Linked DNA regions of Homo sapiens: regions 2 and 3 are each linked to region 1. Evidence: chromatin loops called from intact Hi-C (ENCODE). Cell type or tissue: MCF 10A. All regions are shown on one strand.

What was found. Hi-C counts contacts between places; a loop is a spot of excess contacts. Peaks named below come from ENCODE experiments on the same cell type or tissue, not always from the same donor. Only the 100,000 strongest peaks of a DNase experiment are listed, where the experiment ranks them.
Region 2: a loop joins it to region 1, with 3 times the contacts of the local background. A loop is called at or near these places in 6 of 110 quality-filtered maps.
Region 3: a loop joins it to region 1, with 4 times the contacts of the local background. A loop is called at or near these places in 12 of 110 quality-filtered maps.

Annotation. Positions count from the first base shown.
Region 1 is chr10:58,512,522-58,515,021 of GRCh38, forward strand. BICC1 (BicC family RNA binding protein 1) reads left to right here and starts at 351. Exons shown (of 21, transcript NM_001080512.3): 1 at 351-812. The coding sequence starts at 623. In MCF 10A, no CTCF peak of the experiment used is centred here; a DNase peak (open chromatin) is centred at 1,300.
Region 2 is chr10:58,640,265-58,642,764 of GRCh38, forward strand. All of the region lies in intron 2 of BICC1 (BicC family RNA binding protein 1), which reads left to right. Among named protein-coding and RNA genes, the nearest start is that of BICC1, 130 kb to the left of the region's middle. In MCF 10A, a CTCF peak has its summit at 1,167; DNase peaks (open chromatin) are centred at 1,087, 1,637 and 2,207.
Region 3 is chr10:58,298,239-58,300,738 of GRCh38, forward strand. No RefSeq gene overlaps it. Among named protein-coding and RNA genes, the nearest start is that of CISD1, 30 kb to the left of the region's middle. In MCF 10A, a CTCF peak has its summit at 1,458 (motif pointing right); a DNase peak (open chromatin) is centred at 1,463.

The sequences.
Region 1 (2,500 bases):
AGCATGTAGGGGGAAGAGATTTGTATGTGTAAGTGCAGAAAAGTAGTAGTGTGTGTGATGTGTGTGTGTAGACAGGAATTACGTGGATACTCCATGTGCGTTCAGGAGTGTGTGTGTTTGAGGAGCTATGAAAGTGCATGTATGGAAAGGATTTATACGTGTAAGTGCAGAAAGTGGCAGTGTGTACGTGGTGTGTGTGTGCGCGCGCGAGTGTGTGAGCGCCAGGGGCCGCCCGCCCGCCGCGGCTCCCCGTGGGCTGGCCGGGCCAATGAGCGCGCGGCTGTAGGGGCGGCGGGCGGGGAGGGGGCGCCGAGCCCTGCGGATGGAGGCGCGGGCAGCGCGGCGCGCTCATTCCGCGCGGGCGTTGCTGGCGGGGGGCGGCGCAGCCACTGGACCCGGACCGGGGCCGCGACCCGGGGTGGCGGGTGGCGTGGGCGGCGCCCGGGGCTGGGATGCGCCGGGGGCTCAGTGGCGGCGGCGGCGTTGGCGGTGGCGTCGGCGGCTGCAGGGGGACGAGCTAGCGCCGCGGCGCTGGGAGCCAGTTGAGCCCGGCCGGCGAGCGGAGGCGGCAGCGCAGGCAGAGCGGCGGCGGCAGCGGGAGCCCGAGCGCTGCGCGCCCACCATGGCCGCCCAGGGAGAGCCCGGCTACCTGGCGGCGCAGTCGGACCCCGGCTCCAACAGCGAGCGCAGCACCGACTCCCCAGTGCCCGGCTCCGAGGACGACTTGGTCGCCGGGGCGACCCTGCACAGCCCGGAGTGGAGCGAGGAGCGCTTCCGCGTGGACAGGAAGAAACTTGAGGCCATGTTACAAGGTAGGCATCCCTCGTGTTCTCGGACTCTCCGACTGAGCCTCTAACTCCTTTTCGGACATCCCCACCGCGCGCTCCGGCGCCCGCTACTCCAGCCTACGGCCGGCCGGTTTAGCTCCAGGCCCGCTCCCCCGCGGAGCCGGAGGACACCCAGGGACTGGAGACTTCGCGGGACTCCCCACCCTTCCACGCCTCTCAGATTTCCAGGCGCTGGGGGCCCTGTGCGAACTTGACTGGCTTCAGAAAAGCCGAAGGCCGAGTTTGTACTGGCGCGCCCAAGTTGCGTTCTGGACTTTGGAGATGCCAACTTTAGCCCGGACACCTGGGCTGTGCCATCCGGACCACTCGGGCCGCACAGAGTATGCGTGACCCTCCCCATTCCCTGGCAGCCTCGAGTTCTGTCTCTCTCCGTCTGTTTCACTCTCTCCCCTTGTCAGTATCCACTTCCTCCAGCTGAGGGGCCTTGTCTCACTATTGGGAAACGCTCTGCAGATGTCAAGGCTTAAGACAGGAGCTCCCGCCCCCACCCCTGTGGTCAAGGAGGGCCAGGATCGGGGTGAGCAGCCAAAGCGAGGGGGGAGTGTGGAGGCAGTGCTGCTGTGTTTGAGGACAGTGTTCATCTCTTGACAGGCTTATAAAACACATCTTGAGTTACATTCAGTCCATAAAAATCTTCCTATGCTATGGGTGTCTGACTTTGTCTTTCACAACTTAGAATTATTTTTAACTCTTTAATTTCTTTGGGACTTTCCCAGGTAGAAAATCTTCAACCATACTGGACCGAAAACAGATTCTGATTTATAATACGAGTGTTGGAGTGAACGTCAAAACGTCCAAGGTCATTTTGACCTTTCTTAAAACAGATAATTACTAGCCTACCTGTAGCCACCGATGTGGCTCATTTCCCACATCCAAAGAGAGAAATGAGTTAGTTTGAATGACTGTTATTCTTAAAATACGTGTACGGGACCAGGCGTTAGTCTCACTTAGGGCGCTGGTGAAGATTCATTCAGTAGCTAGTGTTCTTTTATCATGGAGGAGTTTGGAGTTTTTCAAACGTTATTTGTGGCTTTATGCATAACTTACTTTGACTTTATCAGTCAATGCATCGCAGTATGGGAATGATTTAGCCCTCTGTGGAAATGCAGTGGCTTTTTAGAACAATTAAGCAGGTTATTTTAAGAGAGAACAACATGTTTTCCAAAACAATAACTTGGTGGAAACAAATAGCAAGAGTGTTTGGCAGACGTTTTTTGGATGTGCTACAGGCTTTCCTCCCTTGTTGCTTATTTTTATTGACAAACATCCCTAATGTGTGTCATGTCTTTCTCTGTCTCTCCCCTTCCCTCTCTTTTTTTCTCAAATTATGTAACTTTTGAGGACAGTTACTTCTGTGATAAACTCTTCAAGTAAGACCGTTATAAGATAGATTTGGAAATTAAAGCCCCAGTTGCATTTCAGTAACTCATTTCAGTTATTTCGTCTGTTCTGTGGTTCTTTTTGCCTAGTTTATGATTATAAAACAAAATATTAAATTTATGTCAGGCATATATTGTGAGATCGTTTGGAATGAACTGATAGTAGCACATACTCATCCTTTTCAACCAGCTTTCAGTTTTCTACATTAGTTTGGAGTGATATGAAAGAATGATCTGTTTCACCTGCGCACAAACAAGTAAGGACAGTGATGT
Region 2 (2,500 bases), 130 kb after region 1:
TTATTTGCTATTTGGATATAAAAAGGTGTCAGTTGTATAGGAAGAAACCAAAGTTATAATAGAGTGTTTGTACCAAAATGTTTACCTATAAACAGGTAGGGCTGTCATGAAATGCAATAACTAATCCTTATCCATACTGAAGAAAGCTGCATTGTGGCTTTTTTACATGCAAAGTCTTAAGGTGTTATAACTTAAGTTAGATTTTAAATAAATTATGGACTGCCCTTCTTCCCTTTGTGACCTCTTAAATCTCTGAGACCAAAAATATTTACATATGCAGCTTATAGACATTTGTTAAACCCTAAGATGGTTATTGCAGCCATGGGATACTCAATTAACTGTGCATTTACTCACCAAAAATTGTTTTTGAGCCCACTAGTGTGTGGCAGGTACTGAGTTGGGCCTTTGGAATACAGTGGTGAGCAGTTATGACATGGATTCTGCCATTATGGAGCAAACATAAATTTCACTGAAGAATGCAGACAAAGTATAGAGAAATGAGTAGATAGAATAATTACTGATTATAATGTGTCTACGAAAGAAACAACTTGGAAGGGACCTATTACATGGTGAACACATCAAGTAAAAAGCTCTTCAATTTTTAAACAAAATAATTTTGAGGGACAGCTAAATTTTCATCACTTGCTTTGGATAGATAAAAAGCTTTCTTAAGTGTCTATTTCAACTTTCAAAAGCAGTTCTTTGCTTTTCCACTTAGAAAAACACATTTAAAAATTCTTGCCCATTGAGGATATAATTGTATTTTCTTTCAATTGTCTTTATTGGAATTCTTTTACAATTCTTCCAAAACAATAATACATTCCTTAGAGCTGAGCCTCAGCAGGAAAAATGAAGCATCTCATTTGATGTATTATTCCATTACCTATGATGTCAAGGCAGTTGGTAAATAATTTCTTTTTATAGAGCAACCACAGGGGTTGCTAACAGTGCAATCCCCAGGAAATGATTTTGGGAAGCTCTATCATGCGATGGCTGCTATTCATTATCTACTCTGTGTTGGACAGGCTCGGGGTTTTGTTTGCCTTTTAAATCAGGGCAACACTTGCATTGTGGTTTTGCCGTCGTGCCCTTGCTTCATGTTGGAATTTTTCTAGGACTTATTGCAGATTCAGAGGCAGATGTTTGTCTTCCTGAGGTTAGGAGATGATTTGGCGCCATCTAGGTTGACTTCTTTTTTTTCTTTCCTTTTTTTTTTTGCTTTCCTGGAACAAACACTATTACCAAATACATTTCAAGCAATGAAAATAGCTCAGTAGAAATGGTATGGTGGTGCCTTCATACCCTTGGCTATTCGAGTATTGACTAGTCTTAGAGAGATTAATCATTTGTAATTTTAAGTTCTAATAATACAGCGAAGGTTATCATTTGTATTTTAGGAAACTTTATAGCCTCTGTACTTTGTAATGGAGAATGAGTTGGCTGTGGGGTTAACAATGTGGTTATATAGATAAAACCTCTTTTGAGAGATTCTTTTTTCAAGAAATTGTGGTAAAACACACATAAAAGTTACCATTTTAACCATTTTTAAGTATACAGTCTAGTGGTGTTAGCATTGTTGGGATTCACATTGTGTTAGGAATTCACATTGTGATTCACATTGTGTTGGAATGTGAATCACAGCAGTATGAATGTACCTAACGTTGCTATTTTGACGTCTAAATGGCCACATGTTTTCAGAGAAAATAATTTAACATTGAAACATAGTTACAAAATATCTTGCAGGGAAGACACAATTTGAAATTGTAATAGCAGTGCTGCAAGTTTATAGTAAAACTGGAATAGCCAGGTCTCTTCAAGGCCAGCTTTGCACATTTAAGTGAATAGTAAATAGTTACTCTAAAGCTGGCATTTAGAATTATTAATTAATTGGTAAGTGCTGAATACCTGGAAAATAGCCCAGGGAAGTATCTGCATTTTGTGAGGTGTGAGTTAGGCTCTGCACTTTCGGGGTGAATGAAAATGAACAGCAGCTACTCATGGTGGCTTCTTATTCCTGAGTTCCGAAAGAGGCTGGGGGTGTTTTCATGTACTGAGTACTGTCATTATGTAGATCTTAGCTTGTCTTCCCTGAAATGTTTATTAAATCTCTATGTGTTGTGTTCCAGGGTGTGGAAGAGTGACTTTGGTTGGTTAGAGGAAGAGGTCAGAATGATGAGTTCTAGGTTGGCATTATTCCTGGAATGTCATGGAACTTTTCCTGTAATGAGTTCCTGGTGACTTGAGAACATTTGCAAAACCGTGCCCTCAACGTCTAGCTGTGCAGTCATCCTTTCTGTTCCACTCAGCCAGTGGTCTCCCAGGAAAGTGTGGTTGACTGTACAACCCATCATTCTATTGCACCAGTCACCAAAAACACATATGCTCCTGACAATATGAACCATTTATTATTATTATTATTATTATTATTATTATTATTATTATTATTATTATTATTATTGAGGCAGGATCTTGCTCTGCCACCCAGGTTGGAGTGCAGTGA
Region 3 (2,500 bases), 210 kb before region 1:
ATCAAAACCACAATGAGATACCATCTCACACCAGTTAGAATGGCAATCATTAAAAAGTCAGGAAACAACAGGTGCTAGAGAGGATGTGGAGAAATAGGAACGCTTTTACACTGTTGATGGGACTGTAAATTAGTTCAACCATTGTGGAAGTCAGTGTGGTGATTCCTCAGGGATCTAGAACTAGAAATACCATTTGACCCAGCCATCCCATTACTGGGTATATACCCAAAGGACTATGAATCATGCTGCTATAAAGACACATGCACACGTATGTTTATCACGGCATTATTCACAATAGCAAAGACTTGGAACCAACCCAAATGTCCAACAATGATAGACTGGATTAAGAAAATGTGGCACATATACACCATGGAATACTATGCAGCCATAAAAAATCATGAGTTCGTGTCCTTTGTAGGGACATGGATGAAATTGGAAATCATCATTCTCAGTAAACTATCACAAGAACAAAAAACCAAGCACCACATATTCTCACTCATAGGTGGGAACTGAACAATGAAAACACATGGACACAGGAAGGGGAACATCACACTCTGGGGACTGTTGTGGGGTTGGGGGAGGGGGGAGGGATAGCATTAGGAGATATACCTAATGCTAAATGACGAGTTAATGGGTGCAGCATGCCAGCATGGCACATGTATACATATGTAACTAACCTGCACATTGTGCACATGTACCCTAAAACTTAAAGTGTAATAATAATAAAATTTAAAAAATAAAAATAAATAAATAAAATAAAAATTAGCCGGGCGTGGCAGCGGGCGCCTGTAGTCCCAGCTACTCAGGAGGCTGAGGCAGGAGAATGGCGTGAACCCGGGAGGTGGAGCTTGCAGTGAGCCGAGATCGCGCCACTGCATTCCAGCCTGGGCGACAAAGCGAGACTCCGTCTCAAAAAAAAAAAAAACATGGATAAGAAAACTATCTCACAGAGTTGTCATGAAGGTGGAATGCACAGGAAGCACTTTCCACTGTGCACAACACCTGGTAAGTGTGTTCCATTATTCATTACTGTCCATTTTGGTTCAGCAGTTTAACAGCATGTCAGAATGAGTAGGAATCATAACTACTGCATAGTCATGAGTGTTTCCATTCAAAGAAGCCATTTTCTTTATTAGAAACTATAGCTTAGTGGTAACTATAGTCAACCAACTACAGTTGTTCTGGGGACTAAGGTTGCTTTCTTTGTTATACCCTTTGATTAATAATGTTAAAAGACCCAGAAGAAGAAACTGGAGAAGGACAGAAGCAATAAACACATCACACAAAGGTGAGGAGGTTGGAAATCTGAACTGAGAGAAGTAGCTCAAACATTTCTACTTTTTTCTAGTTCCTCTTTTGTCCTTTAGCCTCCTTTATTAATATCTGCTCCATAGGGGGAAAGCCTAGTGAGAAATCCAAGTTTTAGGGACCTCTATGCACTTGTTACCATGTCCACCAGGGGGAGGCCTGACAACACATTTCTGTGGTAAGGTAATAGGTGGGAGTGGGTCAAAGTCTCTTTTTTGTAGAAGTTTCTCATTAACACTTCATCAAGATTAGAAAAACAGTGATACTGTTGACGAATGCACGTGTGCCACTTGATTTCAAAGAAGCAAGTTGATTTCAACCGTCTAATTTTTTATTGGTGTGCTAAGAAAGGGGCGAATATAAACCCTAAGGGCAGAATCAAAAACCAGACTGTAAGCTGATCAAAGTAAGGGGATCTTAGACTGTTCTTTTATCAGTAGGACAGAAAAATGCACACTGGCAGAGAGCTCTAAGAAATTCCACATGTAATATCAAATAAAATTTCTAATCTCACATTGCCTTCAAATACATCTTAAATTATAGGAAATGTTTAATACACTTCTGGGGTGAAGCACATTTCTCTACCCTTACTCTTTTAAGTTTATGGGTTTTTTTTTTCCTGCTGGGTAAGAAGGATTCCATATATTCATAATTCCGCACTCGGATGAAATGAAGAGTCAACTTTCTATGGTATATCTCTGTGTATTTATATATTTGTAGTATTTATGATGTCTTACAAATACCAACTGCAAGCTAAAAAGTCACTTTACAGATAGAAATCAAGGTATAAAGTATGCAATTAGAAAAGAAGTAAACATGCCTTTGGGGATTATTATTTATTTATTTATTTTTGAGACCGAGTCTCGCTTGGTCGCCCAGGCTGGAGTGCAGTAGTGCGATTTCAGCTCACTGCAAACTCTGCCTCCCAGGTTCAAGTGATTCTCGTGCCTCAGCCTCCTGCGTAGCTGGGATTACAGGTGTGCCCAGCTAATTTTTGTATTTTTAGTAGAGACGGGGTTTCACCATGATGGCCAGGCTGGTCTCGAACTCCTGACCTCAAGTGATCCACTGCCTCAGCCTCCCAAAGTACCGGGATTACAGGCATGAGCCACCGTGCCCAGCCTGATTATAATTTATATTGGAAGTTATTGTATAAGCAGAAAATTCAGAGAGATCCAGAAAAGAGGTGGGA